Linked DNA regions of Homo sapiens: region 1 is linked to region 2. The links are chromatin loops, found by intact Hi-C in ENCODE. Cell type or tissue: gastrocnemius medialis. All regions are shown on one strand. Links, peaks and the distances in the headings refer to the core of each region. The heading gives the core; the rest is flanking DNA.

Region 1 (17,335 bases), core at 5,818-10,817, 83 kb before region 2:
GAAAAGCCACAGGCACAGATGAAATATGACAAAATCTAACTGAACAAGTAGTTGAAGAAAGATGAAGGCCACTGGGTCATTTCCTCCTTGCCGCCAATTCTTCTGTCACCCTCTTGCCTTTGGTCTTCTCTCCTGATGTTCAGAAAGCTTGCGTTTCATTAGGGGTGGGTTTTCTTTCCCCACTCCTGACCTCCACCCCTGGGCACTGGAAGTAGGGGAGGTCTTCAGGCTTGTGAAATACCTTCAGCATCAGAGACAGACCCTGTGGCACTCCCAGCAAGACTGGGAGGAGAAAAACACTGATGAGGGAAAAGGGGAGTTTCTCAATGAGAAAGGCCCCGTCCAAAGCCAGGCCGAGGGGAGACAGTCGTGGTTCCTTCTCGCCTCTCCTCTCACTAACCTGAATCCCTCTCTCTGGTCAGGTGACTGCAGTTTTCCTTGCTGTTTAGGGACAACATATGTTTTCCTCCTTTCCCCAGTTTCTGGCTCAGTAGTTACTCTCTCATTTGGGGCAGGAGACTGAAATTTGATGAAAAATTTGGAGGGGGGCGCTTCTCACCTGCCTTTCCTTACCAACATTGCCTTCTTCCTGTGTGTCTTAGATCCATGCCAGCCCAACCCCTGTGAACACGGTGGGGACTGCCTCGTCCATGGGAGCACCTTCACATGCAGCTGCCTGGCTCCTTTCTCTGGGAATAAGTGTCAGAAAGGTGAGTCCGTCATCACTAGTCCACTCTTCCCTCTGAGTTAAACAAGAGGCAGTCCTTTCTGTGTGAGAAAGCACTGCGCAATGCCATGGAAAGGATTATAACTGCAATACTGTATCATGCATAGTGTATTCCTCTGCAGGGTCCCAGGCAGCCTCTCACTGGATCCTCACCCCTGCACTGTGAGATGGAACTAGTACATCCATTCTCCAGATGGGAAGATTGAGGCTGAGAGGGGATAAGGGCTGGACTCTAACCAAGATATATCCCAAACTCAGGACTTTGTGCTTAGAGTTTAGTCTAACTGCAACAGAGCCATGTTGTCCTCAAATGGGAGAGCAGGGAGGATCTCAGGGCACATGAGACCCAACCCAGTTAGAGAAAGGGAACCCAGAGAGTGGGGGCATTTGATCAAGGTCACACAGCTAGCTAGATGTAGAGCAGAAATTAGAGCCCTCGTGCCTGACTTCTGGCCCATGCTCATTCATTCTACCATACTCACTGTGTCTGCTGCCAGTGAACTCTTGTGGGCATAACATGAGGCAGTGGAATAAAGCATCAGGAATAGGACTCCTAGGGGCTAATTTTACCCCTAGAGAAAAGCTGTATTCGGGCTGCTCTAGCAACCATCTTACTTCGTGGAGGGAAGTGGGGCCTTAGGTATATGTACAGCTTTGTGGTTGACTTCTTCCCTCGGTGCCCTCTTCACTTATTCTTTTCATTTTCAATCCTGCAATTTCTTCAGTAAATTTTTCAGGATGGTTGAGAATATCGAGTATAAACACAGTGTCTGGGCTCACTCCTCAACTTCTCAGAAAAGTGACAAAACTGTAAATGCATTCTGAAGTTAGCTAGAAAATGGAGAGACTAAAATTGCAGCTCTGTTTGGTGAAGGTGTAACAATTATCAAAGTTTTTTTATTAAGATATAAAAATTAAGACTATGGGCATGGGAAGCAATGTGGGAGACAATCCTCCATGACCCAAAAATTAGACAGAAGCCTTGTCCTGGCATAGCCCAGTGTTTCAGGACCACGGACAAGGCTACAGACACTGTCAGTCACCCCACCCTCAAACATTGTTTTATACATGTATCCCTCTAAGGAAAATGTGCCCCAAATAATGTCTTATGTTATGGATCTCCTACAGTGCAAAATACGTGCAAGGACAACCCATGTGGCCGGGGCCAATGTCTCATTACCCAGAGTCCTCCCTACTACCGCTGTGTCTGTAAACACCCTTACACAGGTCCCAGCTGCTCCCAAGGTAAGTGGTGGAGGCCCCTTCGACGCTAGACTTTCTGTGCCCTATCTTGTACCTGCACCCTTCTGCATGGAAGGCCAGATGCATCTGATGTTTTTGTGGCAGGCACCCAAGATGGTCCTTTTCCCTAGGCTTTCTAAAGATTCATTATCCCTGGATTGACTCCACCCAGTGGGAATTGACTGGTCTGTGTCCCTTCCCACCCAAAAAGAATCATCTTGAAACTCACTTCTTCCAGGAAGTAGACCCTGATCTATTCCTGAGAGGGACCAAGTAGGGGAATGAATACATATCGAGTCCCTGCTGTGAGGCAGGCATTGTCTCAGGAAATTTACGTTCTCTTTTGCTTTCTCCAAAGACACCTCAAGGAGGAGCTTTACAGATGAAGAACCTGAAATGTAGACAGATTAACTCATTTGCTCATGGCCACATGGGTATCAGCAGGCAGAGCTCTACCTAGCTCAGACAGGGCCCACCACTCCTGCTCCGTCCATGCTTCTTTGTTTCCTTACTGACTGACCCATCTACTTATGCACTTAGGCATGGCCTCCAGCCAGATTGCTTCATCCACATTTGCTTATGTTCTTAAGGCTTCTGTGTACACTTACTAGAGTGTCAGTGGATCTGTCTTTCCCATCTGGTGACCCATCTTTCGCGAAAGGATGGACACCAGTAGAATGCCACCAATGTCTCCTTGTCATCTCAGACATGGGCTGCAACTCCTTCTGAAGAGCCTTCCTGGCCCCATTCCTGTGTTCACAGTGGTTCCTGTATGCAGGCCAAACCCCTGCCAGAATGGGGCTACCTGCTCCCGGCATAAGCGGAGATCCAAGTTCACCTGTGCCTGTCCCGACCAGTTCAAGGGGAAATTCTGTGAAATAGGTATGGGTCTCTGCCACCATCAGGGCCACAAGTGAGGCCTCTGGAACCCTTTCCTCTCTGGGTTTTGTTGCCAGAATGTGGTTCAAATCAAGTTTCCCAAACTCGACTATTGCCTCAGCCTTCTCACCTAAAGGGATAGGGCGTGTCTGGCTTCCTGTAAAGAAAGTAATAAACTGGGGTGTAGTGCAGGCAAGTCAAACCACTTGGGCATCCCTAGGCCCTAGCCCACCTTCCATCAGTTCTTGTGTGAGCCAGAATTAAAGAACTAAGCTCCCACACCCTACAACCACTATATTTCATGTTTTAAGCAGGATTAAATGTGGGACATTCAACACTTTTTTTTCTGAAATTCGTGGTGAAATCTCAGGGCGATAAATATGCAGGTCCAGTTCTCTCACCATGTCACATACCCACCAAGCCCTTTTTGGGAGTGGCATGCCAATGGCTGTTGGTTCTCACATTGCTACCTGCTCTCTCGGAGGTTCTGATGACTGCTATGTTGGCGATGGCTACTCTTACCGAGGGAAAATGAATAGGACAGTCAACCAGCATGCGTGCCTTTACTGGAACTCCCACCTCCTCTTGCAGGAGAATTACAACATGTTTATGGAGGATGCTGAAACCCATGGGATTGGGGAACACAATTTCTGCAGGTAACATTTACCTTATTTATGCTCAGTTGATTTTGGTCACTTATTTTAAAACAGATCATTGAAATTCATCAGCCTCCTTTCTAGGAAGATTTTCTTACTCAGCAAGGCAATGTTATGCTGCTGTAGTAAACAACTGCCAAATGTCAGTGGCTCAAATACATCAAAGTCTATTTCTGGGCTGGTTGCTGTGGTTCATGCCTGTAATCCTAGCACTTTCAGAGGCTGATGCAGGCAGATTGCTTGAGCCCAGGAGTTTGAGGCCAGCCTGAGCAAAATGGCAAAACCCCGTCTCTACCAAAAAAAAAAAAAAAATAGCTGAATGTGGTGGTCAGCACCTGTAGCCCCAGCTAATCAGGAGGCTGAGATGGGAGGATCATCTGAACCCAGGAGGTCGAGGCTGTAGTGAGCCACTGCACTCCAGCCTGGGTGACAGAGTGAGACCCTGTCTCAAAAAAAGAAAAAAAAAAAAGAAAAAATGTCTATTTCTTACTAATGTTCCATGTGTCATGTGGGTTGGTGGTGATGATGGCAGGGGATTCAGCTCCACAGGCTTACTCAAATATTCAGGATCAGCAAGAAGAGACTGGGAAATGAAGCATGAGTTTTTCTCTACCTCAACCTAGAAGGGACACATCCTCTTCCCACACATACTTTGTTGGTCAGAAATAATCACATGAGCCCACGTAACTTCTAGGCAGAGATGGAGAAGAGCAAGTGGAAGGTCTGTTGAAGGTGATGGTCTCTGGCCCAAGGATGTTCAGGCTTTCCCATGTGAGGCTAATGCCACCACCCTCCCTGGTGGTGATCTAGTTTCCTTCTTCCTTTTCTGCTGCCTCCAGGCCACTCTGTTGGCTTCCTGCCACTACCCTTTGTCTGGCCAAGGCCAATGAGTCAGATGAGTTGCAGGTGAGGGGGTCTTTGTATGGCTTTGAACTGGCTTCATAAATGAGGATTTTTTCTTGTTTTTTTTTTTTGTTTGTTTGTTTTTGTTTTTGTTTTTTTGAGATGGAGTCTCACTCTGTCACCCAGGCTAGAGTGCAGTGGCACCATCTCAGCTCACTGCAACCTCTGCCTCTCAGGTTCAAGCAATTCTCCTGCCTCAGCCTTCCAAGTAGCTGGGATTACAGGTGCGCACCACCACACCCGGCTAATTTTTGTATTTTTAGTAGAGATGGGTTTCACCATCTTGGCCAGCCTGGTCTCGAACTCTTGACCTCATGATCCACCTGCCTTGGCCTCCCAAAGTGCTGGGATTACAGGCATGAGCCACTGCACCCGGCCATGAAGATTTTTTTTTTTCACAAAACACTAGTACTTTCCACTTGCACTCACCTTGAGCTGTTCCCTTTGTGGAGCTGTCTTCGGGGGCGGGGGGAGGGGGGGCCTCTTGGCAGCCTTTCTCAGAGGATTCCCATGCATAGAATTCAAAGCCTCAGGCAGAGGAACCCAACTCTCACCATGTTTATGTGATGATTTTACTCTCCTGATATAGAAAGGTCTTCATCAGGGATCTCATTTCTTTTCCTACAAATAATTTGGTATGTCCTGTGGATCTGGCATGAGACTTGGGACCGCTTTCTTGTCCTTGAGATTTTCCTCTAGAAGAAAAGATTTTGCCAGAAAAAATACTATAAACACCCTTCTGTTCTAAGGTTTTGTAACCTGATGGAGGATTCAAAGAAATGTGGTCCCAGGGGGAGCACAAGAGTCTAGCACCTTCTTATCCAAAGGTTCTTTAATAAGATCCAGTGTGTTCATCAAGCCTTGACTCTGAGTTGTTTTGTTTTGTATTTTAGAAACCCAGATGCGGACGAAAAGCCCTGGTGCTTTATTAAAGTTACCAATGACAAGGTGAAATGGGAATACTGTGATGTCTCAGCCTGCTCAGCCCAGGGTAAAGGCCATGGCTGTTCAGAAGCCCAGGGGGTGGGGGGGATGGAGATTTGTAGGGAGATGTCCCTGGCACCTGGTCCCTCCCTCACCCTGTTCTTCCTCCACACCTGCTTTACCAATTCCCATCCCAGTGCCAGCCCAACTGCCCAACTGTCTGCACCCACCAGGATGCCAAGCAGGTCTGGATACCTTTGTGGGTTTAGGTCAGGTAGTCCAACTCTAAACTCATGGTTTCTGACTCCAAATCAGTGCCCTCAACAGATATTTACCCATCTCTTGCTGTTTGCCAGCCACTATGCTGGGCACTGGGTGTGCAATGGTGATCAAACTGGCTGGGCTCCCATAGCCTCTTAGGATGCAAAGCATTCAAATTCCAGCCTCACAGTCTTCCTGGCCATCTGTCCTGGCCCCGCTCTGTGCCCACATCTAGAATGATGTGCCCTTCCACCCTGACCAGTGGGATTCCTTCCCTGAGCAGTTTCACATATGTGCCTTTGATCTTATGGTTACTTCTGTCTATAACATACCATCCCATATCTGTTCTTGTCCATATACAACTATTCTTTGAGAACCAACTCAAATATCCCCTCCTCCAGGAAGTCCTCCTTGATTTCTCAAGTAAAATGTTATCTCTGCCTCCTTACAAACCCTAAGGAACAGGACAAGGCACCACCTATACAACATTTACTGCTCTCTCCTTTTGTGTCACAGTCATCTGTGCAAATGTCTTATCTCACCTATTCTAGTTCATCTGAATATCCTCCCCTCTACCCTGAAAAAGCCTCCACAATTGTAAGTGTGCACTAATAATGAAAGGTGCATTGATGATGCACATTTATAATTGTGGGGGCTTTGTCAAGGTGAAGTACATACCCAGTGAGGGATTTGTATATTTACATAAACATAATGTGTGTGTGTACATGTCAATCTTAGGAGTCACATACTTTGAAATGGACAAGAAAAAACTACATTGTTAATTCTATAGACTTGCTTTATGTTACGCAATGTATTCAACAAATATCAACTGTGCACCTACTGCATGCCCACCCTGTCTGCACCAGTGCAGTCTCTCAGCTCTGGACCCCTGCTCAGCTGTTGGGCTCAGAGTCATACCTCTGCCTGAGCCCTGCTGAGGAACTGGAGGGAGGCTGAATAGCACAATTTATCTTTCTTGTGTCCCACAGACGTTGCCTACCCAGAGGAAAGCCCCACTGAGCCATCAACCAAGCTTCCGGGGTTTGACTCCTGTGGAAAGACTGAGATAGCAGAGAGGAAGATCAAGAGAATCTATGGAGGCTTTAAGAGCACGGCGGGCAAGCACCCATGGCAGGCGTCCCTCCAGTCCTCGCTGCCTCTGACCATCTCCATGCCCCAGGGCCACTTCTGTGGTGGGGCGCTGATCCACCCCTGCTGGGTGCTCACTGCTGCCCACTGCACCGAGTAGGTGCCGCTGGGAGCAGGGACCAGGGTGGCTTGAGTGGCTGGGGGTGCTCTCCCCTTCCCCTCTGAGCAGCATCTTTGTAGCTCTGTCAGGATTAGGGGGTCTGATCTGTTCAAGGGCAAAAGAAGGGCTCCTGAAAGCCAGAGGGAAAATAGCTACCATGTCTGGAATGTTTACCATGGGCACTGCATTTATTATATGACATTTAATCCTTAAAGCTGTCTGCTGGAAGACAAGCTGAGGAAGGTCAGGGATTTTTATCTGTTTTATTAACTGTAGGATCTCCAGTGTCTTGAGCAGGCCTTTGTACATAGCAAGTGCTGAGTAAATATTTGTGGAGGAAAAGAGTTTATTGTTATTCCCTTTTTGTAAGTGAGGATCTTGAATCCCGGGATTCTTCCTTTACCTTGCCTGAAGTTGTATGGAAAGTTAAGTGGACAAGTAAGATGGAAACCCCATTCTATCTGCTTCTTTGACTTCTTTTGTCCTGCCCTGAATAGAGGAAAGCATGCTCCTTTGTCTGATACCATCACCAATGACCCTTCTGAGTCAGGTGTCTTCATCCATGCCTCCTGTGTGCCTTAGAGAAGCAAGTAACTTCTGGGGAGCTGAAGAGTCACCCCCTCTTCTGAGCTCCCTGTGCTCATGGTCAAGGCTGGTCCAACAAAGTCTGGGTTTTGGAGGTGGCCATGAAGGTCTTCCAGTTCACCTTATAGTAAATGATTTCTCTGGGATTCTAGGAGGTGCTCCTCAAGAGAGGTCAAGCAGGCAAACATTAGCACCTGCCAATGGATTTTAGAAGATTGGTTCAAGATGGCAATGGCTGTTTCTTTGGAAGGCCTAGGGAGAATGGGAGGTCTCCCATGAGAAGTGGGTAAAAGTTATAGCTTATATTTGGAGCTTGCTTCTGTTAATAAAGCACTTCCCTTACATAATCTTATTTGGACCCTACCACAGCAGAGTTCTGTGAGTGAGACGAGGGTTACAAATGAGGAGGCTGAGTCTGCAGAAGGTCAGATTTGCCAAAGGCCACACAGCTGAGCAGAAACAGTGCCTTCCTGACCATCTCATTTTCCCTTGCAGCATAAAAACCAGACATCTAAAGGTGGTGCTAGGGGACCAGGACCTGAAGAAAGAAGAATTTCATGAGCAGAGCTTTAGGGTGGAGAAGATATTCAAGTACAGCCACTACAATGAAAGAGATGAGATTCCCCACAATGATATTGGCAAGTTCCTCTTTCATGGCTTTCCTGAGGGTCTTGTCCTGGGTGGATTTCTCTATGACCAGAAAGCTGAAGTTTGGTTCTAGAAGGTGCTCTTGATTGTTTTTGGTCCCTGTGGACCCTGTGCGGTAGGGAATGTATTCCAGGGATTTTTAGTTTTTGAGGGTATGTGCAAATGTAGATAAATGGGCATATGCTCTTAAACTGAGGGGAAGCAATGCTAGGAACATTGTGCTATGGAATAGGCTTGGCCTGGAATCCCAGCTTCCCAACTTTATCACCAGGAGACAGCTCACCTCCTGAGCCCTCTTTTCTCTTCTATGAAATGGAAACACTGATGCACAACTCTCAGCTTCCTATGTGTCAGGAGACACAATGTGCTTGCAGGCATGCCTGGCCCCTAGCCCCTGGCAGGTGCTCCAGTGCAAATGCAATGACGTTCCTAGCTACCAGCTGCTCAGTTCTGTATCCCGTTTCCCTTTTCATGAGACACCCCCCCACCTCTCTCTCCTTCCTCAATAGCTTTTTTCCCCTCTAATGGCCTGTTTCTTAAAAAATGGATTAGAAATGATTTCAAAGTCAATTGTCATTTCTTGACATGACTCTCGCCCTGAAGTGTTACTCCTTCCTGGGTGGAAGTTCAAAATATGAAATGACCACGGAAGAAGATTTTCAGGCATGGTGGGGGCAGGTGGGGCTTTGCTGTGGCCACCTTCATGAGCAAGTTGGAGCTGGTGCTTCTCTGACAAAGAGGTGACATCGCATCCATTTTCTACCTCTCTCTCCACCTAGCATTGCTCAAGTTAAAGCCAGTGGATGGTCACTGTGCTCTAGAATCCAAATACGTGAAGACTGTGTGCTTGCCTGATGGGTCCTTTCCCTCTGGGAGTGAGTGCCACATCTCTGGCTGGGGTGTTACAGAAACAGGTGAGTCGGCCATGCACTCTCCCATGACTTAGGTGAACTACATCAACCAGAGAAGAAAGGCCAAACTCAACTGCCCTTTTGAAGTTGAAATGAGTGTCATATTCAAAATGCATCAACCAAAGAAAGCATCCACCTCATTGATCAAGCTCTGGTTAAATTCCTCCACCTGCAGGGAGCCTTCCCTGAGTTTCTCTGATCTCCATATCTGTCCCTGGCCCTACCCCTAAATACTTGAATTTTACCAAGCATTGACCCTGCATTTATGGAGCTCTTGCTCCCTTCCTAGTTAGATTGGAAAGAGGAAAGATCATGGATTTTTGAGTCAGACAGACTGGTATTCAATTCTTGACTTTGTCACTTGAACAACTGAGTTTTAGTTTCTCAATAATCATACTTACTTCCCGGGTTTGCAAGCATGATCACAGGGGATGATAGAATTCTACAGAGACATTCATTAAGTCAGCCCTTAGAAGATGGGGGTCAGGTCCCATTCATCTCTGTCTGTCTCACAGTACTTTGCTCGGGGTTCTCCACACAGTAGACATTCTATAAAATTGTGTTAAATCCAGCTGTTGATTTGTCTTTAGGATTTGGTCTAATTTTTAAAAGTAACCAAAGGATTACTTTCCTCATAGTACTGGCAACATTATACCCACTACTACAAAAAAAATTCAGAAAGGTATTTCATGTCTTTTCCAAATACTCAAAATATATTTCTCTTCCTTCGCAAATCCTGTCCTTAATAATGAATAGCGAGAATCACGATAAATAAGTCTGCAGAAATTCCACATATCTGAACAAAGTGAAATGTAATATACAACTTTGAGTCTTTTGAGAAAGATGTCTGGCTAATTGGATTTAGGGTCAGCCAGTAAACTCATTTTACAGCCATTTTCATTGTAGTCCATCTGAACTTGTCAACCTCTATTCTGCTCAATATGGTCTGGTCAGCATGGTGATGTCTCAGTTGGGAATCTTTTGGAGCCTCAGGTTAGAATTATTTTGCTTTTCATAAACAGGCTTCTAAGACTTTATGTTCAAAGCCTTTATGTTCTCTAAGACTTTATGTTCAAAACATGTTTTGATTGATGTCATTATCTTTACAGGGGAAAATGCCTGCTCTAGGAAGCAGGTAGCCTACTGCGCAGGGCACTTCATCCATCCATCCATCCATTCATTCACTAAGAATTGTGCCAGCCCTTTTGTTAGGCCTTGGGAATTTTAAAATGGTTAAGAGAGCATCTATTTCCTCCTGAACCTCATGGCCTACCTGGGGAAAGAGAGGAGGGAATATACTATCTGGTCCATGTATCATGACCAGCACAGGATTGCAGGTCTGCACTGGCATGGTGAAGGCTAAAGATGAGGCTTTTCTGCCCATATCCTGGAAAAACCCTTCCCTTCTGAGCTAAGAGTTGGTGGGCTTCTCCCTGACAATCTGGTTTCTGGTGGGGTTGGTGCCACCCTGGTCCCCACAGTAGTGACTCTTTTCTCTGCACCTTCCCCACAGGAAAAGGGTCCCGCCAGCTCCTGGATGCCAAAGTCAAGCTGATTGCCAACACTTTGTGCAACTCCCGCCAACTCTATGACCACATGATTGATGACAGTATGATCTGTGCAGGAAATCTTCAGAAACCTGGGCAAGACACCTGCCAGGTCAGAGACTCCAAGTGGTGCTTGTGGTAGGAGAGGCTAGCAGGATGTTTCACTAGGCAGAGGACCCTTAGAGCCCTGGGCTGGGAGCTAGGTTCAGAGGTCCACCTGTGGTAAAGCTAAGACACAGGTGAGCTGTGTCTGCCCCCTGGCCCTCTGGTGCATCTGCATCCGCATCAACCCAGGATGACTCAGCATAATGACCACAGAGGTCACATTGCCTGCACTGTCTAATTTAACTCTCACAACACACTGGTGAAGGTGATGTCATGATCACCATTTTACAGATGCTTAGAGAAGTTATCTTGGCCTATAGCAATTGGGTGGCCAGTGGCAGGGCTGGGATTTGAACAATACAGTCTGCAGGACACCAAAGGGGCTTGTGGCCTCAGTGTAGGGCAGCCTTTCTGAGAATCCCAGTAAACAGGGAACTGTCCAGAAGACCAGTGGCTAGAAGGAGAAAGAAGAAGGCCTAGAGCTAGAGATTTCACAGTAATATTAACTCATGATTAGGACTCATGTGTGCGTGTGTGTGTGTGTGGGGGGGGGGGGGGTGTTTTAGCCCTAGAAAACTAAGTATATCTGTAGCCTAGGGCCTTTCAGAACTCCAAGTTGCTGAGGCTTGTGACTCAGAGACACTGTTGCAGAGAGAGAAGGTGGTGGCTCCATCAACCAATGCTAAAGTGACTTCAGGCCCTGCCCCAAGTCAAAGCCCATTCCCCATAGTCCCTTTATCTGTAGGGATCACATCACACAGGGTCCTTTCTAGAATCCCAGGAACACCTCCATTTAGAATTTTCTGACTGTTGTCCCCATAAGCCTTCTAAATGTCCTGGAAAACAGCATGCCAACATTCAAATCCCAACTCCTTCAGGGAGCCTCCCCGTACAAAGGAACCCACAATGATTTGCTGGCCTTGAACTCACTTTGGGATGGGACATCAAGGTTCCTCTCTCCAGGGTTTGTGGCTCTCCTGTGACTATCTGTCTCTTCCCAGTGAGCCAAGGATGTTCACCTACTCAGAGGAGGGGCAGATGGGTGCAATTTGCCCTAAACTCCTTCCCAGAAGATGGTTAAGAAAACAGCTCATTCAGGCTGGGCATGCGTGGTGGCTCAAGCCTGTAATCCCAGCACTTTGGGAGGCTGAGGCGGGCAGATCACCTGAGGTCAGGAGTTCAAGATCAGCCTAGCCAACATGGTGAAACCCTGTCTCTACTAAAAGAAAAATACAAAAATTAGGTGGACATGGTGGCACATGCCTGTAGTCCCAGCTACTGGGGCTGAGGCAGGAGAATCGCTTGGACGTGGGAAACGGAGGTTGCAGTGAGCCAAGAGGGTGCCACTGCACTCCAGCCTGGGCAACAAAGCGAGACCCTGTCTCAAAAAAACAAAAACAAACAAACAAAAAAAAACCTCATTCAATTCCCTAGATAATTGAAGGCTTTCACTTGCAGGCTTTGGAAACAAATAGTTGTGAATTGAAACCTGTTTCTGTCTCTTACTGTATGGCTTTTATCAGTGATGAAAGCAATTCTTCAATCTCAGATGCCTAAACTATAAAATGGAAATCTATCTATAAGATCACAAGGTCGTGGCTAAGTTTAAAATAGAGAATTCATTTTTTAAAAACCTGTCAGTTGTAGTGTTTAAGCAGTATTAAGTTTTTGAGAGCTATCACCCTCAATGTCTTCTTCTCCTCACCATCATCATCCTCGCCACCTTCCGTGAGGGTTTAATATGAACCAGGCACTGTTCTATATACTTTACAAACAATCTTCACAAGAACCCTGGGGGATGGGGATCTATTGCTATCTATGGTTTACAGTGTGAGAAACTGAGGCCTAAGGTCACATGCCTGGCAGGTGGTAGGGCCTGGCTTAAAACCCAGGAGATCTAACCCCATAGACCATGCTGAGCACCTAGGCCACGCTGCCTTGGAGTCCCCAACCTCCTCCCCTATGTGTGCTGAGGGCCCCCGAGAACTCACAGTCATAACATCTGCATCACTGAGAGTTGGGAAGTGCAGCTGTGCGGCTCCTCTGTTAAGCCCGCGTGGACTCAGGGACGGAGGACACTGTTATCTTCTCTCCCTTAGAGTCTTGTATCATGTGAGATGTGGGGAGAGCCTTGTCACTGCTTTCCAGAGAAGCCCACGGAGGCTGGCAAGGGACTCCACCCCATCCCTCCCTGACACCCCCTGGAGAGAGGTGGGGGCATCTCCAGATGTCTCTGGTTCACGAGGATGAGCTTATGCCTCTGTTTCCCTTAGGGTGACTCTGGAGGCCCCCTGACCTGTGAGAAGGACGGCACCTACTACGTCTATGGGATAGTGAGCTGGGGCCTGGAGTGTGGGAAGAGGCCAGGGGTCTACACCCAAGTTACCAAATTCCTGAATTGGATCAAAGCCACCATCAAAAGTGAAAGTGGCTTCTAAGGTACTGTCTTCTGGACCTCAGAGCCCACTCTCCTTGGCACCCTGACACCGGGAGGCCTCATGGCCAACAATGGACACCTCCAGAGCCTCCAGGGGACCACACAGTAGACTATCCCTACTCTAAGCAGAGACAACTGCCACCCAGCCTGGGCCTTCCCAGACCAGCATTTGCACAATATCACCAGGCTTCTTCTGCCTCCCTTGGTAACCCAAGGAATGATGGAATCAACACAACATAGTATGTTTGCTTTCCTTACCCAATTGTACCTTCTAGAAAATCAGTGTTCACAGAGACTGCCTCCACCACAGGCATCCTGCAAATGCAGACTCCAGAATCCCCAGCATCAGCGGGAACCACCATCACATCTTTATTCCTCAGCCCAGACACTCGAGGCACTCAACAGAATCAGCCATCCACGTCTAGGTATCAGAGAGGACCACAAATACAACATTCTCCATCTGCTTTCAGAGTTATTATTTTAATAAAGGAAGATCTGGGATGGGCTGGTGGGCCATTCCAGCTTGCCGAAATCAAAGCCATCTGAAGCCTGTCTCTGGTGAACAAACTTCCTCTCTGGCCTCTCAGGAATCAGGGTGGACATGGCTCACAACAGCAGGGCCTTCTTCTTTTTGACGTGCAGAATCTCAGTGGCATCTGGGTTCACCTCCCCACTCTGATGATCTCCAGCCTCCACTGCTTCTGCCCCCCGCTGCTGAAATCAAACATACCCCAAGTTAAAATGAAGCTCCCCCACCCCCACTCCCGGCCCCGGTTCCCACAGGACACGCTAAGAAGCACAGGGAGCATTTAACAGGCTCACCCTCCCTTTCCTTTTCCCCTCTTCTACCCTCCCCAAGAAAAAGGGCCTTCAAGGCAGGAATGAGAAAGCAAAGCCAATCTCTCATTTAGACCTGGCTTCTTTCTTCTGAACAAAGTAGGGTTCAAAATGCAGACTGTCATATCCAGCGAGTCCCTGACCCTTTCTGCGAATGTAACGAGCAAGCAGTCAGCACAGCCTGGGCTGCCCTGGCCCGGGATTGATGTAGCCCCGGTAGGTTTGCCTCTGCAGAACTAATGGCTGTGACTTCAGAGAAAGCCCTGCAGGAAGTTTAACCTGCGTGTCATCTGCCTGGTCATCTCAGACCCATGAAATTAGGCGCCTTGTTTGAGCTGCGTTTCACACTTCTTTAGAGCTAGCTGACCTTTGGCCAAAAATAAACTTTGAAAAGAAACAATGAGTTTGTCTTTCCCCATGGCCTTGCAAGCCAGGGGTGGCTTTGCAGCTTGCTACTCACGTAAGCTCCCTGGAGACCCAGGCCCCTTGCGTTGGCCAGTTCCGCAGCCCGCCGAGCCATTTCCACTTTGTAGGAGCCAGGAGGGGTCCAGCCAACACCTCTGGTCAGGTTCAAGTCTGATTTATACTTGACCTTGAGGGTAAGAGGGAAGCAAGAGGAATATGTCAGCAGGGTTTGGAGCGGTTTGACCATTAAGTAAAGAAGATTAAAAAGGCAGCCACAGTATGAGACTATGTTGTCTGTCATCAGTAAAGCCAGAACAAGGGGAACAAATTTATCATAAGCAGCATCTCCCTGGCACAGGGGCCGCAATGTGCTGTGAGTCCAGCCGGCATGTTGCTGTCTCTTGCATCTTCCCATTCAAGTGACAAAAGTTACAGTTGGGAGTGGGTGGGGTAGTGACACCTGCTCCACACACTCTGTGGCCTTAGGGAAGCCACTTCCCTTCTCTGGGCTTCAGTTTCTTCCCAGAGAAAGTGCAAAGGCTGGGTTAATAGCTAAGATCCCTTGGAAACAGTTTAGCATAGCCATCGAGAGCTTGGGCCCTCACAGCAAACCAAAAGGGGTTGGTATCCCAGGTCTGCCACTTATTTGTTATGGGATCTTGAGTAAGTCACTGAACCTCTCTGAGCCTCAAGTTCCTCATCTGTAAAATGAAGCAGCCCTGGGGTTGGCATAAGTGCCAATGGCAGGAGGCTTGGAAAGCATTTGACACAGAGCCTGGCCCACAGGAGACACTCGAGAAGTGGTGGTTATTATTGTTATTCTTTCTGGCACTAAAGTGTTAGGTGTCTTGGATTCTCTCTCAGCCCAGCTCCCCCAGAAGCTAACAATGGAACGTGGCATTATGGCCATCTCTTAGGAAGAGGCACCAGGGGAAGGGCCTCAAGGGAGTGGGTGGAGGTGGCTCACATCACTCTGCAGCTGGTGGGCCTTCTGAGCATGCCTGAGGCCCAGCTGCTCCGGGTCGCAGGTGGGCTGGGGCAGGGGCTGCCTGTAGTGCACATCACTGGCCAGCTGCTGGCTCCTCTTGGCCTGAAGGAGGCCGGGCTGGTCTGTGCTGCTGTGAAACTGGGACCGACTCTTGGCAAAGTCCTTCTTGTACTCATTGTCACTCTGGAGCCTGCCAACGTTGAGGAAATGCTTCATCCTTGGGTCATCGTCGACACTGCGGTACCCGATCTGCAGGCCTCGGTCCCGCAGGAAAGCCTCTTTGTACCGGAACTGCAAGTCAGAGGAGCAGAGGCAGATCATGGGTGCCTACCTCCCCCAGGACCAGCCTCACATATGGGGCCATCCCAGGGCATTCTCAGCAGGAGGCTCAAGAGTGGGTTAGAGGCACAGGCTTTGGATTCAAATAGACCTATCTGTGTGGTCATGGGCCTGTTACTGAGTTTCTCCATGAGCCTCAGTTTCCCCATCTGATAAAATTGGAGAATGATCTACACCCCATAGGAGGTTGCGAGGATTCAACCAGATAAGGACTGAGCTTCATGTCTGGCATCAGCTCTGGCCCACTGAGTGGTGGCTACTGGTATTGTCACTATTGTAATTAATACTCCAACAGGAAGATAAATGTGCCCATTCTCACATAGGCCACTCTGCCTTTGATTCTTTCCAGCTTTTAGGGACCTAGTCCAGTGCTCCTCAAACCATCTACAGTGAAGGGCCAGTCCCATTTTGATTTGCTTTTTACATTTCCAATGCATCAAAGACCCATGTATGGTCCTATTGCATGTGGCTAGTATGTAGCAGTACCACTTGTATTTGGTAACACCCAACCTGGCCTTCACCCTTTTCAATGAGATGAGTCCAGTGATCACATGCTTGGATGTTACAACGTCTAATTGCTAAAAAATATTTCAAAAATCCCATGCTCTTAATTTCTGTACTTATCCAATTGTGGACCAGCAGGAAACTGTTCCCAGGTGCGCCTCCGTCTAGCACTGTGGACACTTGTCTAGTCAATGGTGCCCTCTCTTGCAGAATACCTGCTATGTTCCTGACACCATATACGATTTTGTTTTCATTCCTACATTAATCTGGGAGATAAGATCCCTATTTCATAGATGTAGAAAATCAAGTTCAGAGAATTTGAGCAACTTGCCCAAGACAAACAGCCAAATTTCCTAAGTGACTGAGCCAGGATTTGAACTTGTCCATCTAGGGCAAAAGCCCTATCTCTTTCTACTCTACCACACTGAACTTCAGCTAAAAGAAGTCCTTTTATTGCAAATCAACAACCCAAGCTCATATTCATGAACCTCTTGGTACTCATCCATCATCTTTTAAGAGTGCCTCTCTAAAAAGAGAATGGAAATACAGCCCTCCTTGACCACAATTTCTGCCTAAGATGCTAGAAAGTAAAGCCCTTTTTTTTTTCTTTCATTTAAAATACAGTACATGTTCAGTTTTGGTGCAGAGAGAGAGATAATCTTGACAGGTCCTGGTGGTTTGCCTTTCAACAGAACTGGGAAAACCAGAGAAAAACTCATCAGTGACCGCAGGAGAGAACATGGGGGTCTTACATCACTGGCGATCTCCCTAGATGCCCGGGCAGTCTGGAAGGGGATGGCATCCAGCCTGAAGTCATAACTGCCAGCCCGGGTCTGCTCCCAGGAGTTTCTGTAGACTTTCTAGATTGGAAAAACAAAAGCATGAGTAAGCAGGCAGTCACTCCACTGTCTTCCATGTTGCTGGTACTCAGCAGGAGTGGTTCTTAACCTTTGTTGGTTCCTAGGACGGCACAGCCTATAGCTCCATGTCCACCTTGGCGACTCCCTAGCACTGGGATTGGTGGGGTTGGCCGTAAAAGGCTTCAGCTCTAAGCCCCCAACCCGCCCACCCATTAGGCCCTGCTCCTGTGGGGCTTGTGATCTTCGGGTATGGCTCATTTGCGACACCCACTTGGTATCAGAAGCCTCCACCCCACTCCTTCCTGTCTTTGCATTCACTTTCAGTGCT
Region 2 (12,374 bases), core at 1-5,000:
GAGAGGACAAAGATAGGCAACAGGCAAGAAATGCAAGGAGAACCCCCAGTCTAGTTCAAGTCTTCAAAATCCGACGACCATAAAATTCCTGTGGGCACCTCGATCTTTCAGAATCCAACTTCCACTTTCCTTTGCTGACCTTCTAGTTTGAAGTCAGCAGTTGGATGGTTTTTAAAGCTGCCACTTACTCAAGGGGCTATTTTGGCCACTCACTCAGCACGCATGTGTCTGGGAAATAAGGTGGAAGTATTTCTAGCTGACATGCTTCTCTAAATAGAAAAATGAACTCACAACAGCATCATGTTTATGTGGATAACCAAACCCTGGTGTATGATCAGGCAGCATGGAGTGGTTTAGCACTAGCTGTGATCATGACCCAAGAAAAGAACCTAAAGGAAGATGCCACACCGTCATCCAACAATCAAATTAGAAAAGCTTGCTCTATGCGTCCTATGACTAAAGCAGAAAGGCCAGCTCCCAAAAATATAGAAAATAAAATAGGATTGATTCACTCCTTTAAATGGATAAATATCACACTTGAATTTTAACTTTACCTACCCAAAGCGTTTACAACAGTTAAACTAAAAACTTAATAAGGTGTTAGTTTGTGTTTAGCTTCTACTGGAACGCAAAACTAAAAACTAATGAGAACTCTTGGTGTTTTGGCCTCTGTATTTTATTCTAGAATGTTCCAAGAAGGCCTTTGTGCTTGTTCCCTTGCCTCACAGGCCTTAAAAGAGGTGATATGAAGACAGAATCTCTCTTCCTGGCTTTGGGAAGCCTCTCATTGCCTTCAGTCTCTGCTGAAATGTCACCTTATCACCTTATAGAAATACCTGATACAAAATGGCACCTCACCTGTCCCCACTCCTATCTCATTATCTTCCATTACTCTTAGCCTGCTTGATGGTCTTCATAGTGGTAATCACAGCTGGACATATTACATGTTAATGTTTCTATTTTTAAAAATTGTGTCTCTCCCATCAAAATATGAGTTCTGTCTAAACAGGATCTTTGGTCCTTTTTGCCACTTCTATATCCCCCATGCCTAGAACAAGGTCTGCCAATAAAAGGTGCTTAATAAAGATTTATTGGATTAATGAAATAAATTTAATACTCACACCAAAATGCCTATAGAGGCCAGGTATGAAGTCTAGATAATGGTAGGAACTTTTCCAAATAGATGAGCACTCATCCCATCTGAAGCAGGCAACTGCTCCTCAGTCCCAGCCAACTGTCATCATGAAACAATCAACATTCCAGGTTGCCAAATATCCTGATTTTTCCGGAATATTTTCCAAATATTCTGAGCACACCAGAAGTCTGCATTTACAAATGAAATTCCCCTTTTTGTATATAAAACAATATAACAGAGTCGTGGGCAGTATTTGGCCAGCAGGTTACCAATTTGTGACCTTGGCCCTAAATGTTCTGAGGTTAGGTTGGTGTCCCCAGGTAGGGTGGAGTAAGATGAGTAGTATTTTGGGGTTGTGCTGAGATAGCCAGGGGGTAGGAAGAAGCTCTAAAGCCAATGAAGAAGAGTAGCATTCAAGTCCACATGAGTATAAGGGGAAGGCGGAGTCTCAGGTTTTCCCACATGGGGCTAGGGCTCTCTCAGCATGGGGAGGGGACTCAAAGCAGGGACTCCAGGCTCAGCAAAGACTCCCACACTGAAACGTGATTGGGCAGGAGGGCTGCCACCAGCCTGCAAATGAGAACAGCAATGGGCACAGCACAAAGACCTGCAGGGTTCCCCGGTTGTTTTGCTCTGCACCAGGCTTCTCAAGCCTTACTTAGTGGGTGGGGTGGAAGCTCCAATAATCACTGAAATGAACTGTACCCCAGTCCGGAGGGCTGAGGAATCAGGAGGATTTCACTTAAAAAAGAAGCTTGCAACGTTCCTTCTCTGCCTAAGCTTGTGATTGCAATCTGTAGCCGTTAAAACGGGTTGGTCACATTTGTGAACACAAGAATTACAAAATGCAAGATGCTAAACTGGATTTGTACCATCACTTCTGATTTATTAGACATCAGAAATTGCTAGGAGAAACAACCCCATAGAACTAGAAATGGGATAGTTTAAGGAACTAGAAGTAAACACTCATTTCTGGGGCAAGACAAACACAGACTTCACTGTGTAGTCGAGTCTTGGTTGGTTCACACCACCCTTCTCATGTTATATACAGCCCCTCCTGCTCCTTGGCCTAAGCCCCTCCCACTTGACGCAGGGATTACAGCAGGCCGTCCAAGCCAAGTCAGTGAGCATACCACATTCCTTTGGCCTTAGGAGTTGGTTCAGATAACATCAGTCTTAGCCTGGGTTCTCCAGAAAACAGAACCTGTGTCAAAGGCTTATATGCAAGGACTTTATTCCAAAGTATAATCCAGGGAGCAAGAGTTAGAAGGCAGGAAATGCAGGGCAGGGAACAGTTGGTATTAGGGTTGTTCTCAACGGGGCCACCAGCTGGTATAAAGTGTATTGAATGGCTTGACCATCTTCCAAGGGGCCATATAAACAACCGCTACTCAGGAACATCTACCAGAGGAAGGAAGGGTCCTGTCTCCCATTGGTGAAAGGTTTGCCCCATTGGCCATTAATGTCCATGCTGTGTATGTACACAGGGAGTCCCATGGCATCTCGCACCTCAGTATCAACAGGAAAACACCAAGGGCAGCAGAAGGCCAAAGACACTGTCAGTTGTGCCCACGTGAAGATGGCCAGAGCCCTCATAGAGACAGTGGCCACTACCGAGGCTGAGCCTGCTCAAGTAGGCAAAGGCCCTACGGAAGGTGAGGCTGAGTGAATCTAAAGCAGCCCTTCCAGGTGTCTGATGCACTGGGCTCTCAGCAGAGTCCTGGACCTGGGCTTGGTGGTGGTGAGCTGGAGCCTGATCTTGCAGAGCCTTGTGGAGCCTTGATCTGGGAACTTCGGCCCACACCACCCCACATTGCTCTGGCTTTTTTTAAGTCTTGACTCATAGGGAGCTTTTTGTTTCACATTAATGACTTTTATGTTCAGTATGTGGGCAAGTAGTTTCCTTTTGAAAGTTAAATGTAGTCCTCCTTATTTACCTCTTTTCAATTTCATCCTGTTGATGGTGGTCGCCTTGCTTTAGGCGGTTGAGGTCTTTTTGGACTTGGATTGAGTCATCCAGGATATGAGGTAATCCTTTCTAACTCTGCACCATTTCCAGGGCCCTCCAGGGCTGTGCATATGGACTGGTTTTGAAACTACAGAAAAATGATAAGAGATGTGAAATCAAGGGACAGCTGCTGACCCTTCATTCTGTCACTGTCACTCAGATTAGACGGAAGGTGTTCCTCCCATGCTGGGGGTTTGTTCCTGTTTTAATTTAGGTTGCCCCCCTCAGCAAGGCACAGGGAAGTTATTTGGGAGGTAGTCCCATGAGGCAGGAGTGAGGGTTTAAGGCAAATGAGCCAGGGAAAAGAGAAGAGTCAATAAAGAGCATATCCTAAACTAGATATTATACCACTGTGGGCAGCTGGAGCACAATCTTGCTGGGGACACTCTGAAGATTTGTGTAGAATGTGCCTCAGAATGGTCCCACTGAAGGATGGTGGCTGGGACACATCCACTCAACTCTCATCCCCCATTGGTTGAGGGCAACTGTCAGGGTCATTAACTCCCCTATACCTTTAGGGGAGACCTCTCTCCACAAGCTTAATGGACTTAGGCAGCTTGAAGAAAGCCCAGAGGCAGGGAAGTGGAGGGCCACTGCTGTGGGCGTGTAAAGAGGGCCTGGTGACATGCATGGAGATAACACTGGTGAGCGGAGGGGATGTGATACCAGGTACCCCCAGAGTGGGTCACTCAAGGAAACTGGCAGTGGACAGGGTAAGGGAAAGTACTTATATGAGATGCACCGTGAACTCTCACTGTCCTGCTCTTCCAGGCTGATGGTGTCAACCCTGTTCCATCCGTCCACTCCTCTGCACTGTACAATGCTGCGTCGACACACTTGGGGTGGAGAATTCAGGAAGCAGGGCCTTGTCTTGAGCTCTCATGCTTTCTCAGGTCAGACCTGCCCTTGCCCACCACCCTCACCCCTAACCTTGGGGGCTTCCAAGTGCCCTGGGAGAAGTTATTGGGGGTATTCTCCTGGGGTAAAGTCCCAAGGGTCCTGGCTGATGGGGGGGTCAGCGACCTCAGACTGAAGTTCTTCTGTGGCAGTCATTAAGGCCTGAGCACTAGATGGTGGTGACCTTAATTAGGCAAGGAGCTCTTACCACCCTAGGGAAACCTAAATATTGGTGAGGTTACCTAATGCCCAAGCTTCATTCTGAGAGGTTGAGCAAGTGATCTGTTGGTTTATAGAAACTGTACTCTGTCCAGGAAAATTAGAGAAATTCTACATCTCCTCAAACTTAAATCTGGCTTGAAACCACTCTGGTTTAAAGTTATATATTAGTCAGGGTTCTTCAGAGGGACAGAACCAATGGGGGACATATATGTGTATATATATATGAGATTATTAGGGAGAATTGCTTCACACAATTACAAGGCAAAGTCCCATGATAGGCCGCAAGTTGGAAAAAGGGAAAAGCCAGTAGTTTGGCTCAGTCCAAGTCTGAAAGCCCCAAAACCAGGGAAGCTGACAGTGCAGCCCTCAGTCTGAGCCCCTGGGAGGCCACTGGTGCAAGTCCCAGAGTCCAAAGGCTGAAGAACCTGGAGTCTGATGTCCAAGGGCAGGAGGAGAAGAAGCCTAGTGTGCTGAAAAGCATGGGAAGAGAGAAAGAGGGAGAAGACTCAGCAGACAAGCTTATCCACTTTCTTCCACCTGCTTTGTTCTAGCCAAGCTGGCAGCCCATTGGATGGTGCCGACCCACATTGAGGGTGGGTCTTCCTCTCTCAGACCATCAACTTAAATGTCAGTCTCCTCTGGCAGCACCCTCACAGACACATCCAGGAACAATGCTTCATCAGCCATCTAGGCATCCATCAATTCAATCAAGTTGACACCTAATATTAACCATCACAGTCATTGTTTGCTTTGAAGATGGGATTGTGTCATTTGGTGTAAGATAGGGACCCATAAACTTTTCTGTAAAAAATCAGACTGTAAATATTTTAGGCTTTGCAGGCCATATACAGTCAATCTCTGTTGCATCATCTTTTTCTTATTCTTCTTTTTTTTACGACCCTTTAAAAATGTAAAAACCATTCTTAGCTTGTGAGCTGTACAAAAACAGACCACAGGTGACCTGCAGGTGGTAGTTTGCAATCACAGGGCATCAGGAGCAACCGTGTCTGATGCTCTTGGGGAGAGGGAGTGGAGAGGAAGGCAGAGGAAAGGATTAGGAATCAGTTCAGCCCTATATGGCCTGGGCTTTGATTGCAGTAGAATCTTATTCAGGTGTGAATAATAATATTCAACTGCTACGGTTACCTTTTCCTGGGCCAGGAGACAATGACACACCCTGTGGGTGGGGTGGAAGTTCCCCTCTGAATCAAGAAATGGATAGTCGGCCGGGCACGGTGGCTCACGCCTGTAATCCCAGCACTTTGGGAGGCCGAGGTGGGCGGATCACAAGGTCAGGAGATCGAGATCGAGACCATCCTGGCTGAAACGATGAAACCCCGTCTCTACTAAAAATACAAAAAAGTAGCCGGGCGTGGTGGCAGGTGCCTGTAGTCCCAGCTACTCAGGAGGCCGAGGCAGGAGAATGGTGGGAACCCAGGAGGCAGAGGTTGCAGTGAGCCGAGATCATGCCACTGCACTCCAGCCTGGGTGACAGAGCAAGACTCCATCTCCAAAAAAAAAAAAAAGAAAAAGAAATGGATAGTCACACTGCTGAAGGCAACAGAATCAGAAATGAGGCAGGCTTGAGTGGTATCCATCTGGGTCCACTCAGGAGAGAGAAACCATACAGTAAGCTGAATTAACACAGGCATCCCTCAGTATCCATGGGGGTATTGGTTCCAGGGCCCCTGAGGATACCAAAATCCATGCATGCTCAAGTTCCTTATATAAAATGGCATAGTATTTGTATATAACCTACATATAATCTCCCATATGCATTAAATCATCTCTAGATTACTTAAAGTACCTAATACAATGTAAATGCTATGTAAGTAGCTGTTACCCTGTATTTTTTTATTTATATCATTTGTATTATTGTATTGTTATTTTTTGCTTTTTTTTAAGTATATTTGATCTGCAGTTGGTTGAATCCTCAGATCCAGAACCTGGGGATATGGAGGCTCAACTGTATAACAAATTATAAACTATAACAGCGAGTTGGAATATCAAGAGGTTGGCTAGTAAGAAGTAAAGAGAACTCTGAAAACTGTAGCAATAGCAGATATCCTTGCAAATAACATATGTGTTAGTTTGCTAGGGCTGCCATAACAAAGTGCCACAGGCTTGGTGGCTTAAACAACAGAAATTTATTTTCTCACAGTTCCAGGGGCTAGAAATCCAAGATCACGATATCAGCAGGGTTGATTTCTTCGGAGACCTCTCTCTGCTTGTAGATGGCCACTTCTCTCTGTATCCTCCCATGGTCTTCCCTCTGTATCTGTGTCCTTACTGCAACCAGTCAGACTGGTTGGGGGCTAGGTCTTCATGTGCATAGGGTGTAACTGAGTAACCAATGGGAAACCTCTAGAGGGTACTTCAGACCCCAGAAGATTCTGTAGCCAGTGCTCTTGAGCCACTTGCTCCAGCCAGCTCCCACTCTGTGGAGTATACTTTCATTTCATAAATCTGTTCTTTCATTGCTTCATTCTTTCATTCCTTTGTTTATGCATTTTGTCCAATTCTTTGTTCAAAACACCAAGACCCTGGACAACTCCTAGTCAAGACCCTCCACTGGTAACAGAGGCACTCTCTACAAAACCACCTGAAGCAGGTGCCAGGGGAAGCTGATGGCTGCTGTGTGTTCTGGCTACCAGGTACATTCCAAGAACCTGGTGCTGAGAAGCCATGCCCTCTGAAGGAGCACGCCAGACATGCCAGAACCAGGAAGCAAAACTCTTTCCATCTTATAATGAATCTCCAATGCCCTTTACCCACCAAGGTTAACATGAGGCCACAGGCAAGGGAAAACTACTTAAAGGGCCCAGTTCAATTTCTACAGAACAGACAAAAAGGGTGGATTTGAAGTTGTGAGGCAATCATTCAATAACATGTACAACATGAATTCCTTCTTCCAGGGAAGAAGGGAATTCCTCTTGGACCCTGAGCTTCCTACTCTCTCCACCTGGCAAAAGTCTGCTGGGACCTCAGCAGGGGCCAGGGTTTGGGTTTGGCCTGTGGGTGGTGAGAATGGCATTTCTGTTAATCTTGCAATGTCCTTCATGGAGTCCTGTATAAAGTCATAGCCTGGCCTGAGCTATCCAGTGGAGAATTGGAGAAGCAATCACTGGTGGCACCCCTCAGGGGTGCTATGCCCAGCAGGGTGTGGATGGGGAATTCACCAGCAACCAGAGGGGAGGGCTGGAGGGAAGATTCGGAGGGGCTGGCCCAAGAGCACCTATGAGCCCCTTTGGAAACCATCCCAATAGGGGAAGCTGGGGGACTTTTCTGGAATAAGGGGGAAGGTTCATGCTATAATCATGTGAATATAGAAAGGAAACATAAAACAATGGCATGGTCCAAGGCTGGAGAGACAAAGGAGGTACCTTTACAAGAAAACATCATTTGGATCCAAAGTGTCAGTACAATTATTACAGAGGGAAAAGTTCACAATGGTTTCTTCCCTTCTGTATTTCCCTCTTGTTGATACTGTGATAATCCAGCCTTAGAGCAGTAACTTTGGAATTTCTTGTGCCAGCCCACAATAAGTATGAGGGCAACCCACCCCCAATATTTCAACATAGGTTCTTTCTATTTTCCCTAAGTGTCAGCTGGTCTGAGAAATAAAGAGAAAGAGTACAAAGAGGAATTTTACAGCTGGGCCGCCAGAGGTGACATCATATATTGGTAGGACCGTGATGCCCACCTGAGCCACAAAACCAGCAAGTTTTTATTAAGGATTTCAAAAGGGGAGGGGGTGTATGAACAGGGAGTAGGTCACATGCTTTAAGGGGCAAAAAGCAGAGCAAAAATCACATGCTTCTGAGGAGCCAAATAAAACACAGCAGAATCCCCTGCAGACTTACATGTCCCTGTCTGACAGCTTTGAAGAGAGTAGTGGTTCTCCCAGCACACAGCTGGAGATCTGAGAACGGACAGACTGCCTCCTCAAGTGGGTCCCTGACCCCCAAGTAGCCTAACTGGGAGGCACCCCCCAGTAGGGGCAGACTGACAACTCACATGGCCGGGTACTCCTCTGAGACAAAACTTCCAGAGGAACGATCAGGCAGCAACATTTGCTGCTCACCAATATCTGCTGTTCTGCAGCCTCTGCTGCTGATACCCAGGCAAACAGGTCTGGAGTGGACCTCCAGCAAACTCCAACAGACATGCAGCTGAGGGTCCTGACTGTTAGAAGGAAAACTAACAAACAGAAAGGACATCCACACCAAAACCCCATCTGTATGTCACCATCATCAAAGACCAAAGGTAGATAAAACCACAAAGATGGGGAAAAAACAGAACAGAAAAACTGGAAACTCTAAAAATCAGAGTGCCTCTCCTTCTCCAAAGGAACGCAGCTCCTCACCAGCAATGGAACAAAGCTGGACGGAGAATGACTTTGACAAGTTGAGAGAAGAAGGCTTCAGATGATCAAACTACTTCGAGCTAAAGGAGGAAGTTCGAATCCAAGGCAAAGAAGTTAAAAACCTTGAAAAAAAATTTGACAAATGGCTAACTGGAATAACCAATGCAGAGAAGTCCTTAAAGGACCTGATGGAGATGAAAACCACAGCACGAGAACTACGTGATGAATGCACAAGCCTCAGGAGCCGATTCGATCAACTGGAGAAAGGGTATCAGTGATGGAAGATCAAATGAATGAAATGAAGTGAGAAGAGAAGTTTAGAGAAAAAAGAATAAAAAGAAACGAACAAAGCCTCCAAGAAATATGGGACTATGTGAAAAGACCAAATCTATGTCTGATTGGTGTACCTGAAAGTGACGGGGAGAATGGAACCAAGTTGGAAAACACTCTGCAGGATATTATCCAGGAGAACTTCCCCAATCTAGCAAGGCAGGCCAACATTCAAATTCGGGAAATACAGAGAACGCCACAAAGATACTCCTTGAGAAGAGCAACTCCAAGACACATAATTGTCAGATTCACCAAAGTTGAAATGAAGGAAAAAATGTTAAGGGCAGCCAGAGAGAAAGGTCAGGTTACCCACAAAGGGAAGCCCATCAGACTAACAGCTGATCTCTCGGCAGAAACTCTGCAAGCCAGAAGATAGTGGGGGCCAATATTCAACATTCTTAAAGATAAGAATTTTCAACCCAGAATTTCACATCCAGCCAAACTAAGCTTCATAAGTGAAGGAGAAATAAAATACTTTACCGACAAGCAAATGCTGAGAGATTCTGTCACCACCAGGCCTGCCCTAAAAGAGCTCCTGAAGGAAGCACTAAACATGGAAAGGAACAACTGGTACCAGCCACTGCAAAAACATGCCAAATTGTAAAGACCATCGAGGCTAGGAAGAAACTACATCAACTAACGAGCAAAATAACCAGCTAACATCATAATGGCAGGATCAAATTCACACATAACAATATTAACCTTAAATGTAAATGGGCTAAATGCTCCAATTAAAAGACACAGACTGGCAAATTGGACAAAGAGTCAAGACCCATCAGTGTGCTGTATTCAGGAAACCCATCTCACGTGCAGAGACACACATAGGCTCAAAATAAAGGGATGGAGGAAGATCTACCAAGCAAATGGAAAACAAAAAAAGGCAGGGGTTGTAATCCTAGTCTCTGATAAAACAGACTTTAAACCAACAAAGATCAAAAGAGACAAAGAAGGCCATTACATAATGGTAAAGGGATCAATTCAACAAGAAGAGCTAACTATCCTAAATATATATGCACCCAATACAGGAGCACCCAGATTCATAAAGCAAGTCCTTAGAGACCTACAAAGAGACTTAGACTCCCATACAATAATAATGGGAGACTTTAACACCCCACTGTCAATATTAGACAGATCAACGAGACAGAAAGTTAACAAGGATATCCAGGAATTGAACTCAGCTCTGCACCAAGCGGACCTAATAGATAGCTACAGAATTCTCCACCCCAAATCAACAGAATATACATTCTTCTCAGCACCACACCGCACTTATTCCAAAATTGACCACATAGTTGGAAGTAAAGCACTCCTCAGCAAATGTAAAAGAACAGAAATTACAACAAACTGTCTCTCAGACCACAGTGCAATCAAACTAGAATTCAGGATTAAGGAACTCACTCAAAACTGCTCAACTACATGGAAACTGAACAACCTGTGCCCGAACAACTACTGGGTACATAACGAAATGAAGGCAAAAATAAAGATGTTCTTTGAAACCAATGAGAACAAAGACACAACATACCGGAATCTCTGGGACACATTCAAAGCAGTGTGTAGAGGGAAATTTATAGCACTAAATGCCCACAAGAGAAAGCAGGAAAGATCTAAAATTGACACCCTAACATCACAATTAAAAGAACTAGAGAAGCAAGAGCAAACACATTCAAAAGCTAGCAGAAGGCAAGAAATAACTAAGATCAGAGCAGAACTGAAGGAAATAGAGACACAAAAAACCCTTCAAAAAATCAATGAATCCAGGAGCTGGTTTTTTGAAAAGATCAACAAAATTGATAGACCGCTAGCAAGACCAACAAAGAAGAAAAGAGAGAAGAATCAAATAGACACAATAAAAAATGATAATGGGGATATCACCACCGATCCCACAGAAATACAAACTACCATCAGAGAATACTATAAACACCTCTACGCAAATAAATTAGAAAATCTAGAAGAAATGGATAAATTCCTCAACACATACACCCTCCCAAGACTAAACCAGGAAGAAGTTGAATCTCTGAATAGACCAATAACAGGCTCTGAAATTGAGGCAATAATTAACAGCTTACCAACCAAAAAAAAGTCCAGGACCAGATAGATTCACAGCCGAATTCTACCGGAGGTACAAGGAGGAGCTGGTACCATTCCTTCTGAAACTATTCCAATCAGTAGAAAAAGAGGGAATCCTCCCTAACTCATTTGATGAGGTCAGCATCATCCTGATACCAAAGCCTGGCAGAGACACATAAAAAAAGAGAATTTTAGACCAATAGCTCTGATGAATATTGATGCAAAAATCCTCAATAAAATACTGGCAAACTGAATCCAGCATCACATCAAAAAGCTTATCCACCATGATCAAGTGGGCTTCATCCCTGGGATGCAAGGCTGGTTCAACATACGCAAATCAATAAATGTAATCCAGCATATAAACAGAACCAACGACAAAAACCATGATTATTTCAATAGATGCAGAAAAGGCCTTTGACAAAATTCAACAACGCTTCATGCTAAAAACTCTCAATAAATTAGGTATTGATGGGACGTATCTCAAAATTATAAGAGCTATCTATGACAAACCCACAGCCAATATCATACTGAATGGGCAAAAACTGGAAGCATTCCCTTTGAAAACTGGCACAAGACAGGGATGCCCTCTCTCACCACTCCTATTCAAAACAGTGTTGGAAGTTCTGGCCAGGGCAATCAGGCAGGAGAAGGAAATAAAGGGTATTCAGTTAGGAAAAGAGGAAGTCAAATTGTCCCTGTTTGCAGATGACATGATTGTATATCTAGGAAACCCCATCGTCTCAGCCCAAAATCTCCTTAAGCTGATAGGCAATGTCAGCAAAGTCTCAGGATACAAAATCAATGTGCAAAAATCACAAGCATTCTTATACACCAATAATAGACAAACACAGAGCCAAATCATGAGTGAACTCCCATTCACAATTGCTTCAAAGAGAATAAAATACTTAGGAATCCAACTTACAAGGGACGCGAAGGACCTCTTCAAGGAGAACTGCCAACCACTGCTCAATCAAATAAAAGAGGATACAAACAAATGGAAGAACATTCCATGCTCATGGGTAGGAAGAATCAATATTGTGAAAATGGCCATACTGCCCAAGGTAATTTATAGATTCAATGCCATCCCCAGCAAGCTACCAATGACTTTCTTCACAGAATTGGAAAAAACTACTTTAAAGTTCATATGGAACCAAAAAAGAGCCCGCATTGCCAAGTCAATCCTAAGCCAAAAGAACAAAGCTGAAGGCATCACGCTACCTGACTTCAAACTATACTACAAGGCTACAGTAACCAAAACAGCATGGTACTGGTACCAAAACAGAGATATAGACCAATGGAACAGAACAGAGACCTCAGAAATAATGCCGCATATCTACAACCATCTGATCTTT

Evidence for each region. A loop is a pair of places that touch in the nucleus more often than their neighbours do. Peaks named below come from ENCODE experiments on the same cell type or tissue, not always from the same donor. Only the 100,000 strongest peaks of a DNase experiment are listed, where the experiment ranks them.
Region 1: it touches region 2 in a loop (5-fold over the local background); 1 of 110 quality-filtered maps calls a loop at or near these places.

Annotation. Positions count from the first base shown.
Region 1 is chr10:113,575,295-113,592,629 of GRCh38, forward strand. It overlaps HABP2 (hyaluronan binding protein 2), which reads left to right. Exons shown (of 13, transcript NM_004132.5): 4 at 603-710; 5 at 1,856-1,972; 6 at 2,732-2,851; 7 at 3,333-3,504; 8 at 5,301-5,398; 9 at 6,582-6,837; 10 at 7,922-8,064; 11 at 8,854-8,988; 12 at 10,499-10,644; 13 at 12,911-14,308. The coding sequence ends at 13,075. NRAP (nebulin related anchoring protein) reads right to left here. Exons shown (of 42, transcript NM_198060.4): 39 at 16,900-17,007; 40 at 15,284-15,595; 41 at 14,372-14,503; 42 at 13,420-13,785. The coding sequence ends at 13,681. Among named protein-coding and RNA genes, the nearest start is that of HABP2, 31 kb to the left of the region's middle. RefSeq lists a silencer at 1,663-1,863. In gastrocnemius medialis, for the core only: no CTCF peak of the experiment used is centred there; DNase peaks (open chromatin) are centred at 8,477 and 10,728; H3K27ac peaks cover 3,520 bases.
Region 2 is chr10:113,663,898-113,676,271 of GRCh38, forward strand. It overlaps NRAP (nebulin related anchoring protein), which reads right to left and starts at 144. Exons shown (of 42, transcript NM_198060.4): 1 at 1-144. In gastrocnemius medialis, for the core only: no CTCF peak of the experiment used is centred there; DNase peaks (open chromatin) are centred at 224 and 2,224; H3K4me3 peaks cover 230 bases; H3K27ac peaks cover 3,357 bases.